Regions from separate parts of the Mus musculus genome. Here region 1 is linked to region 2. Evidence: chromatin loops called from intact Hi-C (ENCODE). Cell type or tissue: left cerebral cortex. All regions are shown on one strand. Links, peaks and the distances in the headings refer to the core of each region. The heading gives the core; the rest is flanking DNA. Region 1 overlaps Gm31562 (a long non-coding RNA gene). Region 2 has its middle 27 kb from the start of Gm31616.

Region 1 (16,113 bases), core at 2,792-10,791, 89 kb after region 2:
GAAGCTAGGATGTGTGTCCTGCACCAACAAGGCAGAAATGGTGAGAGGGATACTCTACTGGCTGTAATTCTTGATAACTATGATTTTATAAGCCTGGAATTTTTCAAGCAAGCTTTATTTTCATTCAGAGTGGTATCTGTGAAGTATTAATTCATTAATCACACAAGCCTGTCCCCATGTTGACCAAATGCAGAAGAAGATGCATTCAAGATCTGTGTTTATCTAAGCACATTGCGACATTGGGATGTGGTCATTTCTCCTTGTATTCTTTGGAAGCCACGGGACAAATTCTGATCACTTCCTAATTTGACATCATGCTTGAGCTTTATATAGTCCTTCTTGTTTCCATAGCAATGAAATCACTAAGCAGTATAAGGAGCCTGTGGAACAATATAGGAAACAAGACGGAAACTGAGTAGAAGAAATGACAGAAGTTAAGGTCAAAATTTCTTGTGCTCTAGAAATTTTTTATTACAGTTTTATTTATCTCAATAGATTAAGCCAAACCTCCTTGGTGCCACTAGGTATAAATTGTGTTTGTTTTCTCAGATCCTCTCAGGATTCAGGGTTATCTTACTGCAATCTTCAGTCCTGCAGATGCCTGCTGTGCTAATCTGCACAGGCATGAGTATGTGCGTACACATGCTGAGTCCATGCTCCAGTGTGTGCACACGCATGCTGGATCCATGTTCCAGTGTGTGCACATGCATGTTGGATCCAAGCTCCAGTGTGTGCACACACATGCTGGATCCATGTTCCAGTGTGTGCACATGCATGCTGACAATCTGTGCTCTCTTGTTTTAAGTCTGTCCTCCTCATCTTTCCAAATGGCCTTATTTCCTCGGATGCACTCACACTAGGATAAGCGTAACTCTCATGTGAGTAGGTAGTAATGGAATACTGGACAACATACTCATTCACCTAGCCACGCATTTGTTAGAAGTCTAGGCTTTGAGCAAGCATCCTGCGTGACAGACAAGAAGCACAATAGACACAGAGGCATAATTAGGTGGATGCAGTCATTGTTATGTGTTTTTTTTTTTTATGAGGAGCTCAGTGTGAAACCTTCCAGGCCCCCTGGGACTAATAGCTCCCCTTTTGTACATTCTTAGTCCTTGGGATGCTTGATTGACAACTGAAGTGTTTGGCCCTTCACCTATTAACTTCCATTGATGAGAAAATGTATGCCACAAGTCTAGTTTTTCCACTAGCTAGACAGACAAGGCGAATACAAGTGCAACATAACAGCAGCACTTCAGCTTTCGAAGGATGAGATGGATAGGCTTGTATGAGCATCTCCACAACTGCAGGGGTGGGTCCCTTGCTGCAACTGGGCTGCACTTTCACCAATAGCCTGCCATAGGCTCTCTTCCTGGTGCCAAGCCTCAACTTCTTTTCGTGATTCCTTTAATCTTGGGCCTTCAATGGCCATTGAGACTGCAACCTCACAAATGGCCAATCCTAGTGTCTCGCAGTGCCACGCCCAGCTGCTCATCAAATGGTGACTTCAGCAGAGGAGTTCAATAATCAGGTAGATAGGACGACCTGTTCTGTGGACAGTCAGCCTCTTTCCCCAGCCATCCTGGTTATTGCTCAATGGGCATGTGGACAAAGTGGCCATGGGGGCAGAGATGGAGGTTTATGTAAGGGCTCAACAACACAGACTTCCATACACCAAGGCTGACCTGGCTACCAGTGGCACCACTCCCCAGGTTGACTACGCAGCATCCTGGACCACTTCCTCTGTGGAAAGGACAATGTTTTGTTCTTGCTGGAGTAGATACTTATTCTGATTATGGATTTGCCTTTTCTGCACGTAATGCTTCTGCCAAAACCACCATCCACGGACTCACAGAATGCCTTATGCACCATCATGGTATTCCACACAGTATTGCTTCTGACCAAGGAGCTCATTTCACACCAGAGAAGTCCAACAGTGGGCCCATGATCATGGACTTCACTGGTCTTACCATGTCCCCATCATCCTGAAGCTGCTGACCTGATAGAAAGATGGAATGGCCTTTTGAAGATACAGTTACAGCGTCAATTAGGTGGCAGCAGCATGGAGGGCTGAGGCAGAGTTCTTCAGAAGGCAGAATATGCTTTGAATCAGCGTCTGATATATGGTACAGTTTCTCCCATAGCCAGAATCCACAGGTCCAGGGATCTGGGGGTGGCGGGAGCGGGGTGAGGGGGAGAAGGGAATAGTTCCACTCACTGTCACCCTGGTGACCCTCTAGGAAAGTTTCTGCTTCCTGTTCCCATAGCCCTAAGTTCTTTTGGCCAGGAAGTTTTGGTTCCAGAGGGACAAGTGCTCCTGCCAAAGCCTAGAAGACAAACTGTGTATGGCATAGAGGGCAGAGCTGGAGAAGTGACCCAAGCCATCTGGCAGAGCCCAGATAATCATGTGTGGATCCCAAACATTGGACATTCAGTTACTTACACTGCCGGAATATGGTTTTGCTTGGTTTAGACTGTGACTGTGTCCTGGTTCTTCCCTCTTGAAGAAGGTATTTAATTTAATTTTGACTTTTACAGAAGCCCTCAACTGAAGGACCTTGAAATTTTAAAAGAGATTTTGGATTTTTAGAGGTTGGCTTTTTTTTTTTTCTTGATCTTAGATTTTTATTAGTCCATGAATTCGTTTTTTGCTTTTTTTATTAGATATTTTCTTCATTTATATTTCAAATGCTATCCCGAAAGTCCCCTATACCCTCCCCCTTCCCTGCTCCCCAACACACCCACTCCCACTTCCTGGCCCTGGCATTCCCCTGTACTGGGGCATATAATCTTCGCAAGACCAAGGGCCTCTCATCCCATTGATGGCCGACTAGGCCATCCTCTGCTACATATGCAACTAGAGACACAAGCTCTGGGGGGTACTGTTTAGTTCATATTGTTGTTCCTCCTATAGGGTTGCAGACACCTTTAGCTCCTTGGTTACTTTCTCTAGCTCCTTCATTGGGGACCCTGTGTTCCATCCAATAGATGACTGTGAACATTCACTTCTGTATTTGGAAGGAACTGGTATAGCCTCACAAGAGATAGCTATATCAGGGTCCTGTCAGCAAAATCTTGCTGGCATATGCGATAGTGTCTGGGTATGGTGATTGTTTATGGGCTGGATCCCCGGATAGGACAGTCTCTGGATGGTCCTTCCTTCCGTTTCAGCTCCGAACTTTGTCTCTGTAACTCCTTCCATGGGTATTTTGTTCCTCATTCTAAGAAGGAACGAAGTATCCACACTTTGGTCTTCCTTCTTCCTGAGTTTCATGTGTTTTGAAAATTAAGAGACTGAAATGTGTTTTCATTTTAAAGACGGTGGGAGTTCTAATGCTATTTATGTTTTTAATGTAATATCTTGTAAGAAAGGAAGGGTTGTGATGTAATAGTGATGTGGTTGTGTGTCAAGTTGACAAGGGGTCAGTTGTACTGACTGGTTTTGTGTGTCAACTTGACACAAGTTAGAGTCACCAGAGAGAAAGGAGCCTCAGTTGAGGAAAAGCCTTAATGAGACCCAGTTGTAAGGTATTTTCTCAATTAGTGATCAGTGGTGGAGGGTCTCAACCACTGCGGGTGGTGCCACCCCTGGGCTGGTGGTCCTGAGTTCTATGAGAAAGCTGGCAGAGCAAGCCATGGGAAGCAAGGCAGTGAGCAGCACCCCTCCATGGCCTTTGCACAGCTCCTGCCTCCAGGTTCCTGACCTGTGTGAGCTCCTGCCCTGATGTCCTTTGGTGATAAACAGGGCTGGGGAAGCAGAAGCCGAATAAACCCTTTCCTCCCCAAGTTGCTTTTGGTCATGGTGTTTCACTGCAGCAACAGAAACCTACAAAGACAGGTTGGAGTATTAGCTAGTCTGTGTCACTGCACATAACTGAGAGGAATAATCTCAAAGAGAAAAAGGTTTATTTGAGCTCACAGTTCTGGCTATTTCAATCTGCAGTTGGTTGAACTTGTTTCTTTGGGTCTGTGATGGGCAGCCAAGCTCATCATATTGAGGAACACTTGCTAGAGGAAGCTTCTCACCTCAGGATAGCTGGCCAACAAAGAGACAGGAGAGGGGGCCAACTTCCCCTTTAGGGAGACACCTTTAATGACCTAACTTCCTTTGGCTGGGCCACAACTCCTAAAGGTTCCAATGAAAGGACACTAGCCAGCTCCCAAACATGGCTTCTCCCTAGTTCCCTCTGTCTTGCTTTAAAAAGGACAAAAAAGCTGTATTACATTCCTATAGCTAGCCCCTAATGTCTGTTTCCTTATTTGGCCAACTTCTCCTCCTAAGGCTGACTACCAAGGTCCAGCTATCAAAGCATTGAAGTCCAGCATTCAAAAGCCCCCTTTGGCTCACCTAATTAACATGCCCAATTAAAACTAAACTCCTCATCTTAATTGGGGGTGGGGGGGGCGATTACATTTATAAACTGCCATTTGCCTATGGGCCACTCTGTCTCCTTTCTGTCCACGGGCAGTCCTTTGCCTTCTAGGACAAATACCCCTTCACCCTCTCTTTTGTTTTGTTACCCCCTTTTCCTTGTACTCTACCTTCTGTTTTTGTTCCTTATCTCTGTCCACTGTCCCTCTGAGGCAAATAAAATTCCTTTGTGCCCAGAACTTGGTCTCAGGGGTATGTTGAGCCAATTTCAAGGTTCCCTAAAGGAACTACTTACCACACTGGTGACCATGCCTGAACACCCATGGGCCCTGGGGGAACACTTAGCAAACTTTGGTTTTGCAACAGTATCCAGGTCTGATGGGAAGGCTCAGAGCATTAAGGCTCTCAACCTTAACCCTGACAACCAGAGTTTAGTCCTTGGAAGGGGAGAAAGCCTGCAAGCTGTCCTTTGACTCCCACATGTATGTAACAGCACAGGCACATGTGTGCCCACAGCACATTCACATGTGTGTCCACATCACATGCACATGTGTGCCTCAACACATGCATACGTGTACTCACAGAACAGGCACGTGTGTGCCATAGTACAGGCTCATGTACATGCAAACAGCACAGGCACATGTTTGCCACAGCACATGTGTGACACAGCACCTGTGTGCCTACACTGTAAGCACACGTGTGCCCACAGCACATACGCATGTCTGCCACAGCACATGCACATGTATGCCCACAGCACAAGTGTTTCACAGCACATGTGTGCCAGAGCACATGGGAAATAAATGGGTAAAAAATTAAGTGGCATGTGTCTTCTGTTATTCATTAGGCAAACACCAACTTTCTTGGGCAATGTGTTTTTTTTTGGTCATGCTAGAAACTGGAGCTAAATCAGAACCTTTTGCCTCAACTCCTCTTGGTGGAGCTAGAAATGTTAATTCAAACACCTCCACAAAGACTGGCACCCAAGAGAATTCTGACACCTTCCCTCAGTTCCCATGCAACAACTTGATTGGTTTTGATTGTTTGTTAAACAGGGCGCCACACAGCACATTCTGGTTGTGAACTCACTAGGCAGAAAAGCCTGTCTTGAACTCTTGATCTTCCTGTCTCTACCTCCCAAGTGCTAGGTTTTATAGTCATACCTGACCATGCTTGGCTTACCTTGACAGGTTTTGAGGACTTTTCCTGTGAGGGTGGGCAGGTTGTGATGACGAGCCTTTGCTGCAGGTGCTCCGGAGAACACAGCACAGGTATGGAGACAGACTCTGGATAGGGGTTCTAGGAATCTGACTATCTGGTACCTTGCTTTGTGAGGTGGGTTTTAGCTCATGACAGCACAGTACTGATAAATGTTTGGCTTAAGTACATGGCCTAGCTGAAAAGAGTAACCTGCCTTTGTCCAGCTTCCTTCCTGTGTCTGTCCTCCAGCCTGTCCTTGTGTTTCTGGTAGCTGAACGCATATATACATTTACAGATCACGTCTCTTTTACAACTGTATTAGATGTTCAACAGATATTTATTTATTGAGTAAAACAGTTGCCGTGACCACCACTCTGAGTTGAGGTAGATAAGTAAACAGATTTTCAGGTCTATGCCTGTGTTTTACGTATGAATTCAAAAAGTTGCCCTGGAAATATATCCATTTTGCTTTTCTTGATTGTAATATAAAAAGATAAATATTCAACCGGGCCTTTATTCCCAGCACTCAGAAGGCAGAGTCAGGTAGATCTCTGGTCTACAGAGTCAAAGAGAGGGCTCTTCTTGTGGGGGTGTGTACAGCCAGTACACAGGGAAACTCTGGAAAAAGAAAACAAAACAACCAAACTAAAGCAAAAACAAAAAAGGAAAGAGAATATCCTACTAATGTCATGGCATTTGATTAACACTCTAAATACAGGTTAGCCTTCCGAGGCAAGGTTACATCTGAGAGTGACTACACTGTCTGAAGTGGCACACTTTATGTTCACGGCAGAACCATGAAAGAAGAAGTCACAATGTATGCAGTATTTTTTCTGCATTCAGAGAAAGATCTTTTTTTTTTTTTCCTGTTGATATCTGAATGAGCCTTTGTCTGGAAGTTAAACCTTGTTTTACACCAGAGAAAGTGACAACAGAAATAAAAATTTCATTTAATTTCTTGCTTTAGTTTTTCATCACTGTATCAAAATGTTTGAGAAAGAGAATATAAAGGGAAGAAAGCTTTATTCTGGGTCAGAGGTTTCTATGTACAGTCAGATGGTCAGTTGTTTTGGGGCTGTGCCAAGTAGGAGCATCCCTGTGGGAGTGGTCAGGGCATAAAGCCACTCACTTCACACATCTAGGAATCAAAGAGAGTAAAAGGCTGGAGTCCCCATATCCCCTCAAGGAAACACCTCCCAATTCCTTCCATTAGGCCCCACCTCCTAAAAGTGCCTTTGCCTCTAGATAGCACTATAGACTGGGACCCGGCCTGTAATGTGGCCTTTGAATGACATTTAAGATCCAAACCATAACAGTAGTTGACAAATAAGTAAGATACACACTCCCACCTCACCACTGCCCCTTGACACAGAGCCTCCATGAAGACTTGAAACCAGGAAGGACGTTAGGTCATTGGTCCTCAAAGTTACAACAGAACATGAATGGTACTGTGACAAATATCTGACAGAAGCAAGGAAGGAGAGCAAGGGTTAATTTGGCTCACAGTTTGGTATGCTTACAGTTCATTTCAACAAGGAGGGAACACTGAGGTGATTTGGTTAATGGCAACTGAAGCTCCAGACTAGAACAGAAGGGGGACGGGGGTTGGGGGGGGGGAGATGTATCCATATAGAATCCAATAGTGTGGGCAGCTTTTAGCTGAGTGGAGTGAGCACTGGATGTGGATATGCACGGGAGATCTTCTCTACATTGCCTGCCTCTGTCCAACACTCCTTTGTCTACCACTCCCTGATTCATGCTTGAATGGTACCAAACAATTTGTCTTTCTCTGCATATGATGTGTCCTTCCTTGCCGGTTCAATTTTGATCATGCCGTTCCCTTTGCCTGGAAGCTTGCTTCAGATGTTCATGTCCACTTGGATGTGTGAATCCCTAATTAATATCAGTTAAGGCATCATTTCCTTCAAACCCATCTCTCCCTCCTCATCCTGCGTTAAGATGCTTTTGCTTTTGTGTAAAGTTGTACAGTTTTGAAGCTGGGTAGTTCTTGGACTTGAACTAGGACTTCGTGGATGTTAGGCAAACATTCTACCATTGAGATCCAGCTCTGGCCCTTGTGCAAGTTTTTTTTTACTGTAGAAAATCACCAGAGAGGAATTCCTGCCCAAGCTCCAGTCCTTGCTGAGTGCCCAGGGCTGGAATTCTTGGTATCTTAGCGTCTCAGATGTTTTCCAATATGTGAGGATATTCAAACCACTCCTTTTCCATCTTCTTCCTCTGTTTGGTTACAACAGCCTTGCTAGCTATAGAATAAAGACAAGACGATAGAGAAAGCACTGGAATCGCCAGCTTCAAATAAGAAATGCTCCTGCAGTCGTATGAGGGCAAGGCATTTGGTAGTCAGGAGCTCAGACTCCCTCTCACTCTGACTCAGTCTGTGGCCTGTGGGTGACTCGGTTTCTTAAACCTTAATACAGGTAATAATGACACTCGCTGCTTTGTGAGGGACTATTAAAGTTAGCAAACTGCGTGCCAATGCAGGGATGAAAGGGGTTAAAAACTGTAATTTGTGAGGCCTGGTAAATTGTGTCGCTTGTATCTGTGTTGGGCTTGAACTGTAAGGCCAGATGATTCTTGGCCTTAACGCTGTCTTTTTAGAAAACAGGAGAGCCAGAAGGAAGAAGTGAGGTGTGTCGGTTGGCGTGCGGAGGAAGAGACGTCAGCAGAGGTCTGAAGCAGCTCTCCAACTTCCCTGAAGGCAAATGTGGGAAAATAAGAACTCTGGTAGACTTGCTGGACTGCACACTCCACTCTAGAATTTCCCAGGCAGACTCCAAGGAGATCCCCTGATCTTTGTGACCATTTGCCTTGTGACATCCAGGACTAGTTCTGTCTTCAGTTGTGGTGGTTAGCACAGGTTCTATAAATCCTCTGCTGAATTAGCTGAAGGAGGTTTTTCATTTTGTTTTTAGTATTGATGTACAAATAATTTATCTTAAAAGCTAGGCTCTAAGCTAGTATGCTGGATTACTTTAAAACCTGTGTTAGAAGCCACACTGGTCCCTGAATTCATTATTTTTGTATTGCTGTGACCAAATATCTGACAGAAGCTAGCAAGGAAGGAAAGGGTTAATTTAGCTCACAGTTTGGGATGAATACAGTCCATTTTAGCAAGGAAGGAATACCGAGTGAGTCGGGTAGTGGCAGTAGAAATGTGTGGTTCAGAGCCTTTGTGTAGCTTGGACAGAAGAAGAGACCTCAGAAGTTAGAAAAGAGGGCCAGCAGCCCCCATCCTTCTTCCATCCAGGTTCCATCTTCTGCAGACTCCACAGCCTTCAAAACAGGCCTGTAAGGTGGGAACCGACTGAAGACATGAACCTGTGTGAGAGATTTCAAATTCAAACCGTAAGAGCCCCAACTAAAGTCCTCTGAGACCTGGTTACAAGCTGATGCCTTCTCTGGGTGGTTTTGCTAGGAGAGAGATGATTTTCAAATGTCACACCCTTTTACTTTCTCCTCCTATTTGATGGGAAACAATACCTTGTAGGTGAACAAATCTTGGCAGAGTGTTCTGGGAGGGAATAAGAAATGGGCGGGGTGGAAATACGCACTCCCATGGCCTGTCTTCTTATCCCAATCCTTAAAGGCCTATGGCCAGATCTTCCTCCTAGTCCCTGACCCAAAACCATGACCTTGGAGCATCCCCAAAGCATCACCATGTGCAATAGGTTGTGACAGTGCTATGACTTCAGAGTGACCCTGGGACAGGGTTGTGAGTCCAGAGCATCCCTGTCATGGAGCTGAGTTTAAAGATCACCCCTGTCACTGTGACAAAACTGACCACAGCCCTCTCTTACCTGTGCCAGATGCAATCCTAAAGTGAATTCTGCATTAGTCAGAATGCTGTCCTGAGAGAGGCTAATGACCCAGAGGTGGAAAATCTAGTCTCTTGGGGAAACTGAAATGTTTCACAGGTCCCAGGGGTTGGCTGTGTCACCTGCTATGTGCTGGAGTCTGGAAGAGTGTTGGGCATGCTGATAGGACTTGGTATGTAAAGACATGTCATAACTAAGGGGTTATCAATGCTGGGAAATCTCAACAAAGCTGGAGAGTCTCCTGCTTTGTTAAGTTGGGCAACACTTGGGCTTCAGGAGTTCTCTCTAGGTACTGAGCACTCCCGGATTCTGTTTGAGCATGTTGCTAGGAGCTGACACGGCTACAGCTAAAGTGCACAATCATCCTTGTCTTTGCATCTATCATTCTGATGGGAAGATGTGCAAAGCAGAAGAAAACGTACCCATAGCACCACTGACAGGACAATGAGTGCTCTTTCCAGTCCTAGATACACATCTCTGCATCTATTTGGGATTGGGATCTTGGTCCAATCCCTCTCCCAATAACTCTCTTTCTCTATGTCAGGGCAAGCCAACAGGGGCTAACATAGGGAGTAGTTGTGGTTGGTTTTAACTTAGATGTAGGAGTGATCTTTACAATACTTGGCACCCAGTATAGCACAGGTGCTACAATCAGATGGACGCCTCAAGCTCATTTCCTTTCATGGATCTCAGGAGAAAGCCTGGAGTAGCTGGTGTGATCTCCTTTCCTGGAGAAGGTGCCTGCGAGATTGACTATGAGAGGGAATGGAAGTAGCCACGGAATGACTGGATCAGACAAGAGCTCTGGATACCAGTTCCACCCCTCCATTCTAGAAGAATCTAGAAAAAAATGGTGAGCTCTTGTGAGTTTTCAGCTGGAGCTCCATTCAAAAGTTTAATTTTTTAATGTATATGGATATTTTGCCTGAATGTATGTATGTGACCCACCAGAGGCCAGAAAAGGGTGTCAGGTCCCCTGGATTGAAGCCAGGTCCTCTGCAAGAACAGGTGCTCTTAACTGCTAAGCCATGTATGTCTCCAGGTCCCTACTTTAACTTTAACATTTGGATCTGGGTTAAAACTCATAGCTACTGAGTCCTCCTGTAAGATAGCTTTGAAATCAGATGACCTTAGCAATTGTGACATGTGACACCTAGGTAGAACACCAGCTGTCAGGGCACCAGCCCCTTGAAAATACTTTATTGGGAAGAATGTGGTAGCCCTGCTGTGAGCTTTGATGTGGCGCCCTTTTCCTTTGGATCTGCTTTTGCCAGGCCATGACCTGCTTTACAGAAGAATAGCCATGACCAGGGCCACTCCTCCTTGACAGGAGACAGGACACACTGTTTGGAGGGAGTGGCAGTGACCCAACCACCCTAGTTGTGGTTGTTGGAGAGCTGGCACATTACTGGTCCTACAGGTTTCTAACTTGTCATCGTGGCTGGCAACGTCCCCTGGCTTTTATTGAAGACTTAATTGAAGAGCATCTGATGCCTGAATGTCTTTGCTGCCTGACAGCCTTGAAAATGGAAGAAGAAAGAACCTGAACCAAATAACAGTATGCCCGGTGCATGCTCTCAGTCCTCAGGTGGAGCCTGGCAGGGACTATCTTTTCTGTGGTGTGCACAATAACTCAAGGAGGCTAGGCTGCTTAGAGGCTGCTTGGAGAGTCACGCATCCATCTAAAAGGACAAAATGTCAATCATTTGTATTTTTTTGTAAGGGACATGGATAAGGAACTGCTCCACTCTTGGCCTCTGGTGGTGACCCACATTCATATCATGGTGGCCAGAAGATTCCAGGTGAGTTCATTTACAGCTGTGCCAGCATACTGTGACATGGGACACAAAGAGAATTGGACCAGTTTAGGTTTGCCTCTTGGGATTATGATCCAGGAACTATTGAGAGTCTGGGAGAGAGGAACAAGTGGGTGCAGTGACTGTGCAATCATTGGGTGGAGACAGAGAGCGGGTATTTAAGTGCATCCTCGGCGGTCAAGGATGTGGGAAAGGAAACAGGATTGCTTCACCCCACTCTTATTAATGAGCATCTATTATGTGTCAGTCACCCATCTGGGAGGGAGGGATGCCTTGGTGAGCAAAGATGAACAAAAATCTTACCTTCATACAGCTGATCTTCTAGTGGGGTGACACCAAGTAATCAGGGGAAATTGGAAATAGAAATTGGGTGCTAGGGAGACTTAGAATCACCACAGGGCGCGCTGGAGTTGCTGGTGCCAGGCTCTGGGCTCCACCTCAAGCAACACACACCCAAGACAAGAAAAACGCTGGAGAAGAACAGAGTCAGCGTGCCCAAAGCTCAGACGTCTGCGTGATAACAGACAAACAGTGACAAAGAGAATTCATTATGCTATTTTTTTTTTTTAGTAACTTTAGACTTTTTTTCATAATAACAAATTTTTAAAGGGACCAGGAAGCCGTGAAGGAAGGATGTGGTCAAGGGGCCTTTAGAACATTGTGAGCAAAGAAGGGAAATTAACTGGACAGGGCGTTTTGCTCACCTTGGAGCTGTGGGTGTGAGGATCAACTGCTGTCCTGGGGTCTGTGGAGGTCCTGGGGAGAGGTCTGTTACAGTTTCTGTTTTTTACAGAGCTAAACATCCCCATTTGTTGTTGTTGTTGTTGTTCCCTCGTGTATTCCCACAACTAATTGCCTTTCAGCTACCATTAGGACTCCTTGTCCTTCATGCAGGAATGATTGATGACAGCAGCCGCTCTTTTGTACCTTTGGCTGGAACTCTCGGTGATCAGGGAAGGTGTGCATGATGAATACCGTGGGCTGCGTTTTTTCTCTGCTCAGGAGATCACCTCACAAAGGCTGGGAGTGGTGCTGTCTCTGTGATTTCGTAAAGCCCTGAAGTGGCCTAAGACTTTTTATTTTATTTGGAAAGCCTAGGACAAAAAGTACATTCAAGATCAGATGAAGGTCTATGCATGTTTTATGTATGTATGTATGTATTTGTTTGTTTGTTTAGAAATATCGTGTTATTGGAAACTGAGAAATTACAATAGCAGCAGTTGGAGAGATGGCTCAGTGGTTGAGAGTGTTTACTGCTCTTATGAGAGCAGTTTCCTGGCACCCACACTGGGTGGCTCATACTATGCCCCCTTCTGATCCCTTGGGCACCTACACTCATGTTCACATACAGACACACAAATACACATAATCAAAAAATTGTTAAAAGAATACAAAGACACTGTGTTCCTCGAGTATGGGAAAATGGACTCTTCCCTAGAAGTCAGCAGGTATATCTGACCAAAGATGGCAGCCACTGATGTGAAACACTCTCAGTTCTCATCCCCCCCTGGTTTCCATGGGTGGACCAGGCCTCCTCCTGTATAACTTGGCATTCTTCATGTCTATAAGGTTGAAGAAATATTATCTAAAAATAGAATTGAATCTATCCCTGACGCCTGTCCCATCTCGACCTTAAAACCTCTACTATTTCATCAGACTTTGCCCACAAATAACTCCAGGGAAGCCAGGAGTCATACTTACGGGTGTGCTGCAGGTGCCCACGTGACCTTGTCATAGTAGAATGTCATAGAACCAGTTTGTCAGAGAGCACCTTAAGCTCTTACTGATGAAAGAGCAATATAAACTGGAGGTCTTCTAATAACATCATTCTGCCTGTAGATTCCTTTTGTAGCACTTGAGCCAAGTGCTAAATTTACTTTTTCCAAGGAAATGTTTTCCTGAGGAAGGGAAATTTGGAAAAGATACGTTGCTTTCTTATACCTTGTAGGAAGAAGTGTTGAAACTTTGAGACTAATTAGCATGCACGCAGTGTTCGCATACAGTGCTCCGCGTCTTCGTGTTTATAGCTTGTTATCATCCAACATCTATAAACTACCCCTCCCCCGTGAACTTGGCCAATTTCATCAGTCCTGTTTTACAGAAAACCCTGGAGGAGGCGGAGAAGGTGTTTTGGATGCTATAATGCAGATCAGATTGTTGTAGAGATATTTGGAACCAGCCCACACACTGGCCCGGGACTGATGCAGACAGAGCAGCAGTGTGTTTTCAGTTGAGACTCACCACAAAGCTGCAGGACCAAGCCTTTTTGTGTAGCTGTGAGAAAACTGCAGGACGATCCCCGAAGTTGGGGCTCCTGTTTGGTCTCAGTATTCATTCTTTTGGGTATTGGGGGTCATCATCTAGAAAGGCTCTTGGAGAGTACACCTCTGATTCTGCAGGAAATACAGCTTTGGTTTAAATGACCTATGCATAGAGTCAGTTCTGGATGAGATGTGGCTTTGTAGCTATCTTTCTTTCCACCCAAGACTCATAAATCAGATTCATCCCCGTGGCCAACATGATCCCCATGGCCACCATGAAGAGAGAAACAATGAAAACTTACCTGCCTCTTAATAGCGGCCAAAGCAAGGCGCTTCACAAAGAGTTTTCAGCTAACAGTATTCTAAAAAGTACCTGATACTTTATTAGTCTGCTTAAAGATAAGTTAATTTGTTCCCATCAAGGCCACCCAAAACCAAAGCTTTCTCTGGGGCTAGTATCTTCAGATGGATGGTAGCAATTATTTTCTTTCTATTTAACAACTTACTTCTTCAGGTAGACACTGAAGCACAGAGAGCTAAGGTGGTTAACATGATATATGTCCTTGCATGGCAGGTAGCTTTCCCCTGGTTGGTGCCCCTCAGCGTGCTGGCTAGTGTTTTGTCAACTTTACACAAGCTAGAGTGGTAGTTCTCAACCTTCCTAATGCTGTGACCCTTTAGTACAGTTTCTCATGTCGTGGTGGCCATCAGCTATAAAGTTAGTTTTGTTGCTGCTTCATAAGTGTAATTTTGCTACCATTCTGAATAGAAATACAAATACCTATATTTTCCAATGGTCTTAGGAGACCCCTGTTAAAGTGTTTCACCCCCAGGGTGCTCCAAACCACAGGTTGTGAACCATTGAGCTAGCGTCATCTGAGAAGAGAGAACCTAGATTGAGAAAATACTTCAGTCAGATTGATTGATGTGGGAAAGTCCAGCCCACTGTGGGAGGTGCTACACCTAGGCAGGCAGGCGGTTCTTGGTAGTAAAAAGAAAGCAGGCTGAGCAAGTCATGAGGAGCAAGGCAGCATTCCTCACAGGCTCCTGCTTCAGGTTCTGCCTCCTGTTTCCTGCCCTGGCTTCCTTAATGATAGATTTCGGGGAGGAAGTATCAGATAAAATAAACCCTTTCCTCTCCAAGTTGCTTTTGGTCATGGTGTTTTAGCACAGCAATAGAAACTTTAGACAAAGGTACTCCCCTGCTGTCCTCTGAGCCTTTCACACTCTAAGCTGGCAGACTACAGAGAACACAAAGCCTGTAAGGCCAGATGTCACTTCTATTTGTTTTCCCTTAGTAAGACTGAGCCACATAGGAGTAAGCAAAGGTGGGAAATATGAACCCTGGCTGGTCAGCCAACTCTTAGCAAGAATGTCGCATTGCAAAAGAGGGGACGAAAATGCTGAGGAACTGGGTATCTCTCATCTCTGCCACTTCCCGTAGTAATGAAAGTATTGAGTGCAGACTATTTCCCATGGTGCTCTTAAGCTTGGCACCACTTTAGAAAGTACCTGACTTGTGCAATTCCCTTTCTTGTCAAATTATCTGTGGCAGTTGTAGAGCAAGGACCCATGTCACACAGCTATTGTGTGCGGGTCATGCCTGACCTGTGTGGAGGGCTGGATGGGGTTCTGTTTGCAAAATACATCCCAATGAACTCCAAGGAGAGGCAAGCGAGGAGCTGAATGGGAACCTTCCAGGCAGTGACGTGAGTGGGGACAGAGCCACTGTGAGAGAGGCTGAACCCCTTAGGCCTACAGATTCTGTCAGCAGGGAAGACTGGCTCTCTACGATCAGAATGGAGAGATACAATGGAGGACAGTGAAGCTGGCATTATTGGATCTTGCTACTATTTCAAACAAAACCTCTACATTGTATACAATGTAAACACATAATTTCCTATGTTACCATCTTCTTTTATATGACTGTTTACCCAGGGAACTCCTCAGGAGATAAAACTTAGAGCTAGCAGCATTGTTCATTTCAGAAACTTTCCCCAAAACTAACCTTTAAGAAATAGTATCAAACAACAGGTTACATCTTAAGAGTCTTGGAAACTCTTGACTTAAAACAATGCTTTAGCTGGGCTGAGCAGAGGTGGTGCACGCCTTTAGTCCTAGCACTTGGGAGGCAGAGGCAGATGGATTTCTGAGTTCAAGGCCAGCCTGGTCTACAGAGTGAGTTCCAGGACAGCCAGGGCTACACAGCAAAACATTTTCTCAAAAACTAACAAAACAAAACAAACCCATGCTTTGTTTTGTCCACAATTCCTAAACTATGATATTATTATCCTTGATCAGATTTGAGCATGCTTCCACATCAAAAGACTATCATCAACATCTCCAACAACATCAACATCTCCTTTGTTCTTATTCCCAACATCTTCGATGCTACCAAGTCTGAGGAATGTCCTTGTTTACTGCCATGAAAAACTGGACTCTCACCTGTTAGCAGGATGTTTGTGGGATATTATGTGCAGCCAATGTCCCACCGAATCTCTTAGCTCAGAAGGCGTACGCCAATTTCTAAAGGGAAGGAAAACTAATACTTCTACAAATAATGCAATAAAAATGTCACTCTAGTGACAAAGTGGCCTCTACTGGCTACTGAGAGGAGACCAGGTAAGGCC
Region 2 (16,113 bases), core at 3,351-11,350:
ACTTCCACAATGCTGGAGCCTTCTTTCTCAGGACAGTGTTAACATTCTGAGGAAAGAGTATGCTATGCAACAAATTTTGAGAAATGCTACCTCAAATATTGAGCAAGAGAGCCTTTCAGGAGAGAGGCAGAATGGAATCATTCTAAATGCTTCTTTCCCTTAATCTGTCCCCGCATCTTTGCATATGAAATGCACATTATAATAATAGCACTAACATTGTGGCCCCATTTCTATTTTGAGTTGGGGAAAATAGGTTAAAATTTTCCCTTTAAATATGCCTCTTTTTGGTTAAAAAAAAAAAAGTAACCACTAGGTTGCTCTGGCAGAATTGCCATCTGTCACAGCAGAACATGTCACTCAGCAATAGGTAACTGCTGGAATGACATTTCCTTTATGGGGTGGTTCACCCCATCCCCATCCCTGTGACTTTCCGAGAACCCAGCGGTGGGTTTGGCACACAGTTAGGCATGCAAACCGCTGATGAAGAAATGGGTGTGGATGATAGATTTGTGACTGTATAATTTTGTGCAAATAAAATTGGAGACCCCTCCCATGTACTTTGTAGGGGAAGATCCATCAACCCTGGAAGCGCTAAGCATCCTGCTTCAGGGAGCAGTGAGTGAGGCACTGTAGCCAGGCTCAGTCTGCGCCCTTCTGCTTTATAATTTTGCGTTCTGACATCTACAACTTAAAGGTTGGAAACTCACTTCTCAATCTAAATTTCAAATGAAAAATGTAAAATTATGCCTTTTTTAAAGGAGGAAAAAAGAAAACTGGGCATGAGTTGTGCTAAAGGGAATTATGCCAAGAAAGCAATATCTGGGGTTTTCTTTGCTTGGAATGTTGGCGGTTGGGAAAGAAAGTAGGCACTGGTTCTCGGTGGAGGTGAAGAAGTGACAGGGCTTCCGCAGCGAACAGTTAACAGACCGCAAGACCAAAAGAAGCTGAAGGGCAAGCGTTGAGTGGCACCATGCCCGACTGTAGGGCAAGCGTTGAGTGGCACCATGCCCGACTGTAGGGCAAGCGTTGAGTGGCACCATGCCCGACTGTAGGGCAAGCGTTGAGTGGCACCATGCCCGACTGTAGGGCAAGCGTTGTGTGTGGTGCTGTAACCCTACCAAAAGGCCAGCATCGTGTGGCGCCTCAATTTTAGTCCTCCTTATTTGCACACCCAGTTTCTGGAGTGACAAAACTGTCACCCAAAACCAAAAGTGGATCTCAAGGCAACCTGTGGTAGAAAACTTGAAGAGAAGTGCAAGTTGCTTTGATCTTTGAGTGGATTGAGTGGCTCTCCCCACCGTAGTCCTCAATCAGATGTACAGCAGAGGATAAAAACCGCTATCTGTGTATTACCAGAGTCCATGTCCGAAGTGAATTAGACACTCCCAAGGAATGAGAAGTCCATTTAAATGATTCACTAATCATAAGATTATGCTAAAAATGACTTTGTTTCAAATTTGTACAGGAAGGTGTCATATTCGAAGTGTGGCTAAGGATGTAGTTCAGTGGTAGAGCACTAGCCTAGCATGTGCAAGTCCCTGGTTTCTTTGCCAACACTTTAAGGAAAAACAGAAAGAAATTAAGTATAAACCCAGGAATCTCTCTTCTCTCTTCATCTCTTTGCCATTTTATGTGTAATTTTGACATTCTTAGAGATGGCAAATTCCAAGCCAGCACATTTTGTAAATCATTCTATAGGTCACTTTGCCAATTTTCATTAAAAGTCATGAAGGTACCAAACAGGTCACCTGGGTCCTCTCCTGGGCCTCGGGAGCCCTCTTGGCCTATTTTCCTGAATTAGAATATGAATCAGTTCCTTGCCTTTCCCATCACCTCCATGCCAATCAACAGTTCCTCCTCCAGTATTTAATTTGATAGTAGCACACTGTACTGTCTTAACACATTTGAATAATAATAATAGCACTTCTCTCCAACTCTACCATGGTGCTGACCTCAGTGTCCAATATAAATTCTTTCTGAATAGAGGGGAACACTTAAAATAGAAGTTCCTTTTCTGAGAATGGGAATCAAGTGTGAAAAGTGATGTTTCTATTATTTGTTTGCAGAAACCTGCCAGTAAGGGAATCCTGTAGGCTGTGAGGCAGAGACCGATGCTGTGCCTGTCGGGAGGAATGCTTCTCTTTCTCCAGTGATCATGGTCCATCTGGGAGGAGAAAAGAATTTGGTCTTCAGGAGTAGAATTTGCAGGTTGGCTTGGAAACTGGACCACTTAACCCCTTGCTTACACTGGACCTGGTCTGCCATTTTGACATATTTGTGCAGTGGAGGGAGCCAACTTCTATTTGCCTTCTCTTTGCAAGATAATCTTCTTTTCTTGCTCCACAGCCCCTCCTGGGGATGGAACAGCTATAAGTAGACCAAGCTTTGATCCATAAGCCAGCCACTCATTAGGTAGAGTAAGCTTCCTGCTTCCTGCTTTCAGCACTGTGGAAGTCCACTCCCTGGGTTTGAACTGGGGATGAGGTGCTTTGGGCAGCTTGCTCATGAGCTGTCTGTTCTTCCCAAGTCACTCACCTCTGTGAACTTTCATGTTTCTATAAAGGATCTCCAAGTTGGATACACTCTACCCACAAGAATTCAACTCAATGAATTGTTAGGATAATGATAATAAAAAGTAACACACTTAGAACATTTTATAAATATCCCAAAGACCCACACAAATGGGGCAGACACTGAGCTTGTTGTGCAAATCCTTTGACTGGATTCTTACAGTTTCAACAAAGAGATCTGTGATCTCTTAGTGTGATTTTAAATAATGAGATAAACACCATGACCAAAAACAACTTGGGAAGGAAAGGGTTTATTTCATGTTACAGCTTACAGTCTCTCATGAAGGAAAGTGGACACAGGAACTTAGGGCACAAACCTGCAGACAGGAACACTGCTTACTCTCTTGCTCCCTATGGCTTGCTCAGCCTCCTTTCTTTGAACCCAGAGCTACCTGTCCAGCGATGGCATCACTCTCAGTGTGCTGAACTCTCCCACATCAATCATTTATCAAGAAAATGTCTCACAAATTTGGCTACAGGCCAATTGGATCAAAATTTTTCTTTTGTTTTGTATTTTTTTTTTTCCAGTTGAGATTCCTTCTTGCAAGATGACCCAAGCTTGTGTCAAGTTGAGAAAGAAAAAAAAAAACACCCAAAAACAAAAACTAATCAGCATATGTAGGAAGTAACAGTTTTCATGACAGATGAGACAGGCTTTGGGAGGCACAATATACCCACTGACAATTAAAGAAGTAAGGAGAAGGTTGGAGGCTGGAGAAACATATCTGGGGTTGTGTCCATCTGAATAGCACAGGGTCGATTATTTAACTTCAGTTCCTTCACAGATGGCGTCAGGAAGTGGAGCCTGTTCCTCATCACTCTGGTTAGGGTTGAAGAAAGACTAAAGAAAGCATCACTGGGTTAGCTAGAATTTCTAAGACCCACGGACTGGAAATTCATGTATATCTGTCATCTTTCAGAATTGTTCTTGAATCCAAAAAAAAGGTTCATTCCTTTCCTTTTGAATAGATTCTCACAAGTCAACACTTTCAAACCAAATGCTGGCTCGGCCTGCAGGAGCTCTCACTGTCTGTTCTCTGGATGAGGAAGGACAGTCTTGGATCTAACTGAGAGTATAATACGGAGTGTCCTTCTAAACCGTGTCGTTCTCACTTTACCAGCAAGATACATTTTGCTCTCCAGATTCTTGTCAGAGATTCGATAATGAGTAAACTCTTCTAACACATACTATGGCTGAACTCAATCAGATTAACACTTGAAAGCAAAAACTTAAAGGCCATTCTCATCTTGAACTCTAGTTCTATCTGTCCTTTCAGATTTAATCAGAAGTGCATGAGCCCAAGTGTGGGAGATGAAAGGGGAATGTCTGGTTCAGTCCTGTCTTTTTATGGATGGAGACCTCTAAGTGAGTTGCTGGTACAGAGCCCAGGTGCTGAGTATTACACCTGCTGAGGCTAAGTACCTGGGCTGTTGATGACCTAGCTTCAATTTCTCTTTCCTTTCCAGAAACCGGTTATATAAGGAAGAATGGATACATGTAGTAAAACCTTTCTAAAATGTGTTTCATGGAAACAAAATCACTGGTCCTTCCTTGAAAAGAAAATGCTTGGTTGGTCAAGTCTAAAAACCGAGCAACCTGCAGTCTACTCAGAGAACTCAGTGCACGATATAGTCCAGTTATAGAGAACAACACATTCCAAATACTCGGAAACATCCATTTCTTCCAGGCCCCTTTGATGGCCTCGATGCTGGTGTCCTAATCATACACTTTAGCTTACTCTGATAAGCCATCTCAGATCCTTTAGAAGGTAAACGGGTTGTGAATCCTAAACAAATAAAATGGGGCCTCTGCAAGCCTTGCTGTATGTTCCTGTTGGGGAGAGTGGTCTGTAACCGTCCTTCCCAATTTCCTGCTAGGGTCTGCAGCCACTGCCTCCTGGAGGACCCCTAAAGCTCTGTCTTACATCTCCTTGACAGTTGTGGAACACCAGGCAGGAAGTGTTCCAATTCACTTCTCACTAAAGGTGGAATGGGTATTAGACAGACTGAATTCATTACAATATATGTCGTCATTAATTTGGTCAGGCATCCAACCTTCTGCTATGAATAGGAGGTTGGACAAAATGCAGCTTGAAGTTGTGGGAATTATCCCCCAAACAAATTCCTGGGACTATAGAGTTACCCAGCCTAACCACTCAAGCCAGAAACTTTGTTACTATAGTTCCTTTGTGGAGCATCCAAGTACTGAATACTTTAACTTCTACTCATCAGTGTTTTCAAACCTGGTACACAATAGAAAGAACAGGGAGGCTTTCAAAACAGTATGCTTGGGCCTTCCCTCCAGCTGTTATGATCATTAACCTGTGTGTGGGCCAAGGATATCAAAGTGAAGCCAGGGTTAAAAACCATCCTTCTAACAGTGGCTTTAGTCAATCCTATCTTTTCTACAGCATGTCAGCATGTCATGGGTCTCTGCCATCACTGTGTCCCTCGTGGGACATGGAAACAGCTCCCTAACTGACTTTCCTGACTTCTGTCCCTTCTGAGCTTTTTTGTGTGGTACATTTTATGCATTTAAAACACCAATTTGGCTATTTAATTTTTTTTGGCTTCATGTACCAAAGTGTCCCTCTCTGCCTTATGTAAATCTTCTCCATTTGCATAATGGCAATCACCAGATTTATTAAGGAGCTGCTGCGTGTCAAGTACTGCACCAGGCATAACTACAGTATTTCATTTGATCCTCTCGGCAACCTGAGAGGTAGGTGGTAGCATTATCCCTGTGTCACAGGGAGGAGATTGAGAGTTCCAGAAGTGAAGTAAATTGCCCTGTCTTAGAGACAGTGTGTGCTAGAGGCATAATAGAAATGCAGGTCTATCTGTGCTCTTATCGGGTCCAGTGTTTTGGTACTTGTCCAAGTTAAAGACAGAAGATGAACGCTCTGGTTTGTAGCCTCTCCTTTCAAAATATCTGGAAGGATAAAAGGCGTTTACTTGCAAGTACAAAGAGGGTAGGAGAGGGGTCACTAGTTGAAATACTTCAAAAGACAGAAAAAGGATGGAGAAGGGGTCTTGCATAACATCCAGAAAGATGCATGTCTTATAGGACAAGTGGAACCAAGGAGGAAAGAGTGGGGTAGCCCTCAGCTAGAGAATCTAGAACAGCTGAGAGTGTGGGAGCTGAGTACATTAGAAGAAGTCTATTCACCTTGCTTGGGTCTGGGGCACAGAAAACTGACAAATACATAATCACCCCTGGGCAGCAGGAGGAGGTGTTACTTTAAGAAATGGTTGAGAAAGGGGGCAGAATTTGGAGACCACATGCATGGTATCATAGTGTGTGTGTGTGTGTGTGTGTGTGTGTGTGTGTGTGTGTGTGTGTGTGTTGGAGGGGTTGTCTCAAACTGCCTAAGGGGTCTGGAGATGTTGCTCAGGTGCTAGAGAGTTTGCCCAGCATGCACCAATCCCCAAGTTCAACCCACAGAACCATATAAAACCAGTGAGGTGGCACATGCTTATAATCTCAGTACTCCACAGACTGAAACAGGAGACTCCGAATTCAAGAGCATTCTCTGCTATGTCATGAGTGCAAGACCAGCCCTTGGATACACATGACTCTGACTTAGTGGTATGGGGGCCTGGGGGGTGGGTGGATGAGAGGAGCATATAGTCAGAATGGCCTGTCGGTGCCTTTCATTCCTGAACTCCTAGGATGAAAGAGACTTTCAGAGAGAACAGAGGATTCTACTGGAGAAGCCAGGGTTTGCCTGGAAGAGAGCACTGGGTTTCTGTTGTGTGACAAAGTTTTTCTTGGGGAAACACTACACAATGTCTACTCACTCCAGATAGGAAACCCTATGACAGACCATATTAAGGAGTAACTTGGTGAACCAATGAGTTTTATTGGGAATTATTTAAAGGAAAATCGGTGAGGGGTAACTTACAGGAGCAGAGATGACTCAAAGACAGCTGCATCACCAAAGCCCACTGCAGTGCAGGTGACAACTCACAAGGGGCAGCTGGAACACAGTGCAGTGTGCATGTAACTGAACAGGTTAGAGAGTGTCCCTTCCAAGTGACTCGGTTGGTTCATACCTCTTCCAGGAAACTCAGCTGTTTTCTGCTTCTTCCAGCTGCTGTTGTCTCAGAGTCTTCTTTGAAACTTGGCTTTGATCTTCTGAGAGGGTAGCTTGGCTTGTAATGTTTGCTTTGGCAGGGGTGGGGGTGGGGGTGAGGGGTGGGGCTAGTGAATCTAGTCTGTTTCAGGGACTTCCTAAAGCTATTTTGATTTGTTTACCTTTCTGCTTAAGGAGATTCTCAGCCTGATGGAATATTTCAATCTCAGGAGAAACTGTTACACAACAGCTACACTGGAGTACTCTGTCTGAAACATTGTTTTCTTGCCAGTCACTCCATATTGAGTGGGCTGAGGGAGCATGCATCTGGGGTTGAGAATGGGGGGGCAGGGGTGTAACCACAAACAGAAACCTCATACAACACTGGTTGATCTACTGGGAGGGTTTCCAGATCTTAACAGAACTATGATCCTTTTTGGCGACTTCAGGGGAACCTCATTTCTGTGCCTTTCTCCAGATTCCTTGGCTGAACTCCTCATCCCACCATTTCCAAGCCAGCAACAGCTGCTAAGTCTTCCCACAGCCCTTTCTCTGCTTCTCTTCTCTCTTCTTTGCCCTTTGAAGAATCCTGGCCATCACACTGAGACTGGTGGATGATCTCAGTCACTCTCTCATCACAAGAGATCTGGCTTATAGTCCAGTTCCTCCTGACATCTTCCTCTTTGCTGTACTGTGTGATATACACATAGGTTCTGGGCATAAAGCGTAAGGGTCAGAGAATCACTGGAGGAAGAACCCAGACTCAAATAGTATGCATAAGCAAAGAGTGTTTATCCTGCAGAAACAACCAGCATGCAGGGGTCAGCCATTTATTCAAAATAGCAACAACCAGACAAGCTTGCAGGCTCGCAGGCTCCTTTTAAGCACAGCTAGGGGAATTTTAGGGATAGTTAGATAATTTTTTGTACATTTCTAATTGGTTGCTATATTAGTTTTACCATTTTTTGTTAGGCCTTCTAGGAACTGTTTCAGTCCTTGGATTGGCTATCTCTCTCAGCTAAATGTCAGGGCCTTTGATTACTAAATACTCATTATCTGTGTTTTGTTGTTGTTGTTGTTGCTTTGTTTTTTGTTTTGTTTGTTTTTTGTTTTGTTTGTTTGTTCTGAGAATACTTGCTTGCTTCTTTAGCGTAGAGCCAAACATGGCTGCCTGTTCTAAAATGGAGTGAGTTAGGTCCTCTCAGAAGGTGTGGACATCTTTGAGAGAGGCTACTATTCTATCTTCCATACTCCCCAAGGTGAAAGAGTAAGAACAAAACCAAGGGAAGCCTGAGAACTTTCCACAGCTTAAGAGTTGTCTCAGGAGACATAGTGACTAAGTTTACTGTGGGGTCCTGTGACAGACAAAAGGCAGAAAGCAAAAACCCAAGAAAGCTGGCAAGATAAGGATTGCACAAGTGATATATTCATGTTGGTTCATGAATTATGACAAGGTACATACAACATGAGTAAGATATTAATCCCATTTACTTACTATATTCTATTAACTAATAGAATGCAATATGTCTTATAAAGAAATCTCCTTGCTATCTTAGACGTTTTCAAGGAATCGGAAACTATTCTAACATAAATGAGTTATTCTTCAGAACAGGAAAACAAAGGTTTTCCCTGGGGATACAGCAAGGATGACAGTGCGAGAGAAGTTTCTCACAATCTTCCTGGGTATTAGATCATTTAAAAACATATGCATATATTATCCTGTTAAAATACCAAAAAAGAAAAATATATGAGTGTGCAGTTCCTGGTCTTTACTTATTCAGCCTTCTCCTTGTAAGGTGACTTCTCATTTTTACCCAGCAAATCTTTAAAACCTTGGTCTAACTGAGCTGGAGACAAACTGATCATCCCAGGACTGAGGCAAGGAATGCCTGAATTTGAGGAGGCCTAGGCTATATACTAAGCTCCCCACCCCCTCTCTCTTTGTGTGTGTGTGTGTGTGTGTGTGTGTGTGTGTGTGTGTGTGTAGATCAAGGGCTTTGTGGGGTCTGTAACAACCAATGTAATGACCTGCTTCGACATTAGGCATCCTTGCATCTGCTGTTATAATTACGGATATGTCACATGGCATCGTTATTGGTTATTCAGTGTCTCCCTCCCCTACCAGGATGTGACAAACTCCTTGAAGGCAGACACTGTCTGATTCATCTTTGCATCCCCAAAGATGATGGAGGGCCTGCCTCACAACAGATTACTAACATGTTATGATGAGGTAAGAGTTGAGCAAATGAGTTGATAGATGAATAAATGAATTATTGAGAGAAACAGTCCACTGGCGGACCATGGGTCACTACAGGCTTAGAGCTGTTTTTCCTGGTAACTGCAAATGTTATGAATAGGAGATCATATCAAGATAATGACTATCTTGGCACACATAGAGGGAAGATAAGGTGATACCAAAACACTGGACTTGTCTGCAAAAGAAATATATGGGTTTAATATGCCCTAAATGTAAACTAGATGGAAGCTGTCGGTGGATAAACAGGTAGGCCTGGGAATAGAACTCAGTGCCTGTCTAGCATGTGCAAGACATGTTACAACCCCAGAAGCACAAAACCTTGCCAGCAAAACACAATAGCTGTAACTCACAACAGCACAACTGGGAAGAATACATGTTACTTTATTTGGTAACAGTGTAGGATAAATAATTTGTGGAAAATAGAGTTGTTGATATGAAGTACATATTTAAGGCCAGTGCACAACGAAACTTGATACACTGAGTCTAGTGTGGAACACAACAGATCCAAACAGGAAGTTGTTTATAAATAATAAAGCAGTGCGTTGTTTATTTATTTTTGTTTTGTTTAATTTGTTTGTTTGTTGAGACAGGGCCTCACTAGGTAACTCTAGCTGGCCTGGAACTCACTATGTAGACCAGGCTGGCTTCCAAATCACAGAGATCTGCCTGCCTCTTTATGTAGGGTAGTGGGATTAAAGGCATGTGCCACCATGCCCTGCTGAGTAGTGTTTGAAATCCTGTTATACTCAATCATATTTCCATCATGTCTAACTTCCAGCTTCTTGGAGAATCTGAAAGCATCCACTTGACATGCCCCTGCCTGCGTCTCTGAGCTCACTTTCTTCTTGTCATTGGGTTTCTTGAAGACTTCTTTCTTGTCCCAGGGAGCCTAGGATTTGCTCCCTCTTCCTGGCCTCTTCTTCCCTGATCTTTGTCTCAACCCAAATCCAAAAGGTTATCTTATGTTAACTAGCTCCACCTTCAAGTTCCTTCTTCCTACACGGGCCTGTGTCCTTTATTGTACACACTGTTGGTAATTATCATGGTTATTTGCATGTTTTCCAGATCTTAGCTTTGATTTGTTTGTTTGTTTTCCTCCCCTGCTAAAAGAAATATCACCTCTGGCCCAGACAACTTCTGTGTCTATTCTAGAGTCCAAGCTTAAAGACTGAACCCTTCATGACCCTCTGCTGGGCCATTATAAATGATTCAGGAAACAAGGGAAACGAACAACTGCTCAAAAGGCGATGGCTAAGGAGCAGTTAATTAGGGTGGGGCTTTATTCTTTTTCCCCCTCTTTGGGTAGGAGCCAACCTCTCGCCAAGCCATAATTTGTGTCTTCATATGTGCTTTTCAGACATTCATGTTTAAATGCCTTTCCAGGAATGCTTTGATGAAAAACTGGCTCACCTGTGTGGTCTGAAAGATGCTTACCTGGAGACACTATCCAGGCCCAAGGATGGCTTCTTGCCCGGAAATACCCCTTTCTTATTCTCCTTGCCTTTCGTCTCAAGGGTCTACTTTGTCAGCCCTGGATTTTAAGTCATGCCATTTCTGTGGGCATCTGCACCTGCTTCTTCTAACCTAAAGCACATGTTAAGGTGTGGGTCCTAGCACACAGGTATTCCTAGCTGGGCAGAAGCATATACATCTTCATGTGTCCTGACAAATAGTTTTTTAAATCTTTTTGATGTCACTGGTGGTGTGACTACTCAGACAATGGCTCAAGCCAATAGAAAGTCATTATTAGCCTAGCGGTGACTACACTGGGTATTTGGGACCCAGTGAAGTCCCCAGCCTTTCTCAAGGTAAGCTTCTAAGCATAAAACCACATCCTCAGTTAACATGCCTCGGTTAGCAAGAAGGGTTAGCCAGAAGCAGAACTACAGAAACCAGAAAGCAAGGTTAGTACATTTAGAGACCTTCCCAGAAGTAAGAGCTTGGTTGGATTAGGTCTTTGCTATTCTGGCAGCTGTTGCTGTCTTCATGCTGGGCTCCAAGGCCTGAATGGTGCCTCTGTCATGGTGTCAGCTGTGCTAAGGTCTGGGGCCTCTTACACTTGGCCTGCCTCTAGAAAAGAGAGGAAGGAAAAAATAAAATAAAAACAGAAAAGAAAGGGAACAGGAAGGAAATAGTTCACAGCTTATGTGATAAGCTACAACTTCCGGAGTCAGGAAGTGATAGGGACTACTGAAAACCTATAAGGCAGAGATAATATCAGAGAGAGTTTTAAAGTACAGAGTAAATAAATATTGATAATGGTCAGCTTGCACAAATAAAGGTATTCAGTGTCTGATTATTTTTTGCTCTCATCATATTTCCAGTCAATTAGAAGCCAGTATTGTTAGGAATTTAGTTTTGATGGAGTTATGTTAAGACAATTTTACAAATGTGGTGGTTTGAGCAGGAATGCCCCCCCTCCCCAGAGGCTCGTGTGTTTGAATGCTTGGTCAATGCTTGATCAGGCAGTGTAGCCTTGTTGGAGGAGTGTAGTACTAGGGGTGGGCTCTGAGGATTCAGTGTGTCTCAGTTCACTTCCTGCTGCCTGCTGATTTGACTATAGAACTCTCAGCTGCTTCTCCAGCACCATATCTGCCTGCACAGTGCCATGTTTCCTGCCATGATGATAATGGACTAAACCTCTGAAACTGTAAGCCAGCCCCAAGTAAATGTTTTCTTTGTAAAAGTTGTTATGGTCATGGTATCTCTTCACAGAAATAAAAGCCCTAAGACACTGAATAATATAGGTGTTTTCAATATTAGAGAACTTTCTGGAAAGAATGTAGGTCACATAAGAGCCATCAAATTGATCACTTTCATGGTCCTAATAATCCCTTGCTTGAAAATTTCCACGGAATTAGTTGGAGGAAATGCTTCTTTGCACAAAGGTGTTTGTAGCTAGTCCATATGTTTTGACAATAGCAGCAAACAGCAATGGGCCCAGTATTATGTAAAAATCCCATAATTGGTAATATGGACATAATTGTTAGTTTGGTTCACCATTTCAGCATTAAAAATGGTAGATATGAGAATCATATGGACATATAAGGAAGTATATTTTAAATAGCAAAAAAAAAAAAATAGACAACAGAGCATCACACAGTGTTCACAATTCTGTCTATATATTATGTGCCTTATATGAGTACCCATGTTTGTGTAGGTGAGCATACAGATGCCAGATGCAGAGTTAGTTGTGTTTCTCTGTCACTGTCCACCTTATTTTTGAGATAGTATCTCTCACTGAACAAGGAGCTCAGTGAAGTGGTAGACCAGCTGACCAGAAAGCCCCACTCTTGTGTGCACTCCCCTTTTTATGTGGGCCATGGAGATTCATACTCAGGTCTCCATTCCTTCAGGACAGCACTTAACCAGCTGAATCTCTGCTCAGGTTGCAGGTCAGCTTCCAGATATCTTAAGAACAGAACCTCATAAAGAACAATAAGGGCTTGCACTGGATATTTATGGAAATGGGAGTGGCTTAGATTTAAATATATATAATTGTCTTGTTATTTACTTATATTTTAATTGTAATGTTGATCAAATATATTCTAATGGCAACATTCCAGTAGACAGAATTTAAAAATAAGCTCTATCCCCAGCTCTGTAATTTCCCCCTCTGCATGATCAGAATGAGCAATCACTCTGGCAGACTTTTCCCTTCAGGGAAGTGTTCGCTTGAGCTCCTAGCAAACTCACAGGGAGAAGCACTAGCAGAGAGAGAAATCTGCCTCCTGCTATATTTTCACCAGCTCAGCTAAAAAGATGCTGTTTTTGAGCGTCTTTTGTGTGTTTGTGCATTATATTGCAACATTCTGGATACAAGTATGCAAGCAGACATCCTGAGTAGGTTTCCTCCTTCCTGTTCCATCTCCCTGGAGAGCAGACATGATGGCTGGATCCCCAGAAGTTCTGTCCAATCACAAGATTCAATAGAATGGTTCAGTCACTGTCCTTTGTATCTATATTATCTGTACTTTTTTGTGACCTGTGTTCTCATTTACAATGTTGTGTCTAAATTTCTGGTTCATTTAAATGTCTTTTAAATATCTATTTGTGTGTTTGGCTGTTTTGTCTTTTTTGTTTTGTTTTGTTTTGTTTTTTTGTTTGTTTGTTTTGAGATAGAGGTTCTCTGTGTATTCGCCTTGGCTGTACTGGAACTTGTTTTGTAGACTGGAACTTGTTTGGCTGGCCTCGAACTCACAGAGATCCTGCCTCTGCCTTCTGAGTGCTGGATTTAAAGGTGTAAATACCATCTTTAGTGAACTCACTTAATTTAATTGCATAGGTTATGTAGTCTACTGAATCCTGAAGCAAGTTAATCCCATGGTTTGGACATTTAAGACATTCCGGAGTTTTGTTGTTGTTGTTATTATTATTGTTGTTAAAGCATTCTTTTATAAATAGATTTTTTTTGTAAATAGCATTCTTACGCATTTGTTTTCAGTCTGATCTTTGCATATTATAGTGATGTATTAGCTCAGTTAAAATGAAGACAAAGAGTACTTTCATAGTCCTGACCTTGGCCGATTTATTTTACTTCCACATCTCCATTGCCAATGTAAAATAGTATTATATCCCCTGCAAGTTTATACTAACCCTGGATGCATCTGTCCATTCACTCAAATCTTTGTCTTTGTCCTATAAACTTCATATCCTGTGACTAAAAACATATGTAACAAAATATATGTATACATATAAACAATAAACTATGTATAAAATGTATAAATATGTATAAAAATATAAACATTTAAACTATTTCCAGGTGTAATAGTTACCTTCGGTTGTATCAGTTACCTTGTGCTGCACAATCAATAGCATTATTTATTTCAGCACCTGCACCTATCAAATGCCAATCATCCTTTCTCTCTCTCTGTGGCCTGTGGCAACCCTTCATGCCTTCATGCATTGACTGATGTAGGTATTTCATGTGCGTGGAATTAAAACAGTGTCTTTTGTGTGCATTTTCAGACATTATCCATGTTGTAGCTCATGGAGTAGGATTGTTTTCCTTCCAGAGGCTGAATGTAATGTATATGTGCATATAAGTATGAGTGTGGATGTATATACACACACGTCACATCACAGTTTTATCCATTCATCCATCACTGCTACTTGGATTACGGGCATAGGTCAGCCGTTGTGAGTAATATGTTGTGGATGTGAGTATATAAACATGTGTGTTTGTGTCACTGCCTTGCTGGGTCATGCAATAGACTTATGTTTAGTTTTTAAGACCCCACCTTAAACTAAATTTAAGGACCCGCCGCACTGATTTTCATTGCCTCTGCATCTGTTCACATTTCTCTAATTTAATTTTTTTATTCATTTTACATCTCACTCACTGCCCCCCTCCCAGCCACCCTCTCTCACAATCCTTCTGCCACCGGCCTTCCCTCTCTCCTTTAAGCACATGGGGGCCCTGGGTATCTCCCCACCCTGGCACTTCAAGTCTCTGCAAGGCTAGGTGCATCCTCCCCCACCGAGCTCAGACAAGGCAGCCCAGGTGGAATAACATATCCACAGAAAAGCAACAGCTTTTAGGATAGCCCTGCTCCAGTTGCTCAGGAGCCAGATAAAGACCAAGCTGCACATCTATTATATATGTGTGGGGAGGCCTAGGTCCAGCCTATGTATGTTCTTTGGTTGGTGGCTCAGACTCAGAGAGCCCCCAAGGGTCCAGGTCAGTTGAATCTGCTGGTCTTCCTGTGGAGTTCCTATCCCCTTCTGGGCTGCATTCCTTCCTCCTGTTCTGCCATAAAAGTCCTCAAGCTCCATCCACTGTTTGGCTGTGGGTTTCTGCATCTGTCTGAGTCAGCTGCTGGGTGGAGACTCTCAGAGGACAGTCATGCTAGACTCATGTCTGCAAGCTTAACAGAGCATCATTAATAGAGTTAGGGTTTGGTGCTTGCCCATGGGATGGGTCTCAAGTTGGGCCAGTTATTGGTTGGCCATTTTCTCAGTCTCTATTCCATCCCCAACACCTGCATTTCCTGAAAAACTTTCAACCCCAAATTTATTGTTTCACATTCTTTTCAACAGAACACATGGTTCAGGAAGCTTTATATCCTATTCAGCATTTATTTTTCACATTTTTAAATGATGGCCATCCTGTGGGTGCTTCTCAATCTGTGGGTCGTGACCCTTGAAGGGCTGCATATCAGATATTTATATTACAATTTATAACACTAGAAAAATTAGTATAAAGTAGCAACAAGATAATCTTATGGTTGCAGGGGTTGGGGGTGGTCACGGTAACATGAGGACTGTATTAAAGGGCCACAGCATCAGGAAGGCTGAGAGCCTCTGGATTAAAGCATCTTTTCATATGCTTAATGGTCATTGTATTATTCCTCCTTGGGAGAAGTGTCTATTCAAGTACTTTACCCATTTTTAAAATTGAATCTATGTATTTTTTGTTGTTAAATTATCGTATGTGTTTGTATATTATGGACACTAATCCCTTACCAGACACATTGTAGCTATTTTTGTATTTCATCGTCGCCCTTGGCTCTTCATTGAGTCATTTGATGTATAGACATTTTGAACTTTTACCAAGTGAAATGTATGTTCTTTTGTTGCTTGGGCCTTGAGTATTTGTTATGACTTGACCATACAGTGCTCGCCCTCTCCCGACACACACACACACACACACACACACACACACACACACACACACACGGGCGTTCACATGCTGAGTGTTTGGTCCCCATATTTTGGAATATTTTAAAGCAGGGTCTACCTGGAAGAAGTAGGTTACTGAGGGAGAGTCCTTCAGGATGCTTGGCCCTGGTCCCCTCTCAGCCCCTCTCATTGCTTCCTACCTGCCATGATGTGCACAGGTCTTAGTCACAGGACTCTTTCACTGTCTGTTCTATTCAAGCACATAGATAGGCCTGAGTGGCCAAGAACAGAAACTTCTAGAACCATGAAGCAAAAAAACTCCTTTCCTCTTTTTAAGTTGTTCTGCAGGTATTTTGTTATAGTAATGACAAGCATAGCTAATATTGTCTTTCTGGAGATTTTTCACTACGTTTTATCTCACCAACTTTTCTTTCAGGAGTATGCTTAAGACATTGGCCTATTTCAAGTTAATTTTTGCTGATATTGTAAAGCCAAGCTCCCTCTCTCCTCTTCCTGTTTACCCTTCCTCTTCTTTCTCCTCCTCCTCCTCCCTGTCTCCTTGTTTTTTGCAAATGCTCTAACACTGATC

Evidence for each region. A loop is a pair of places that touch in the nucleus more often than their neighbours do. Peaks named below come from ENCODE experiments on the same cell type or tissue, not always from the same donor. Only the 100,000 strongest peaks of a DNase experiment are listed, where the experiment ranks them.
Region 1: a loop joins it to region 2, with 1.8 times the contacts of the local background. A loop is called at or near these places in 2 of 42 quality-filtered maps.

Annotation. Positions count from the first base shown.
Region 1 is chr10:39,245,507-39,261,619 of GRCm38, reverse strand. It overlaps Gm31562 (a long non-coding RNA gene), which reads right to left. Exons shown (of 5, transcript XR_871584.3): 2 at 12,924-13,120; 3 at 11,927-12,316; 4 at 8,716-8,908; 5 at 6,492-8,282. Among named protein-coding and RNA genes, the nearest start is that of Gm31562, 8.8 kb to the right of the region's middle. In left cerebral cortex, for the core only: no CTCF peak of the experiment used is centred there; no DNase peak of the experiment used is centred there.
Region 2 is chr10:39,334,695-39,350,807 of GRCm38, reverse strand. No RefSeq gene overlaps it. Among named protein-coding and RNA genes, the nearest start is that of Gm31616, 27 kb to the left of the region's middle. In left cerebral cortex, for the core only: no CTCF peak of the experiment used is centred there; a DNase peak (open chromatin) is centred at 6,974.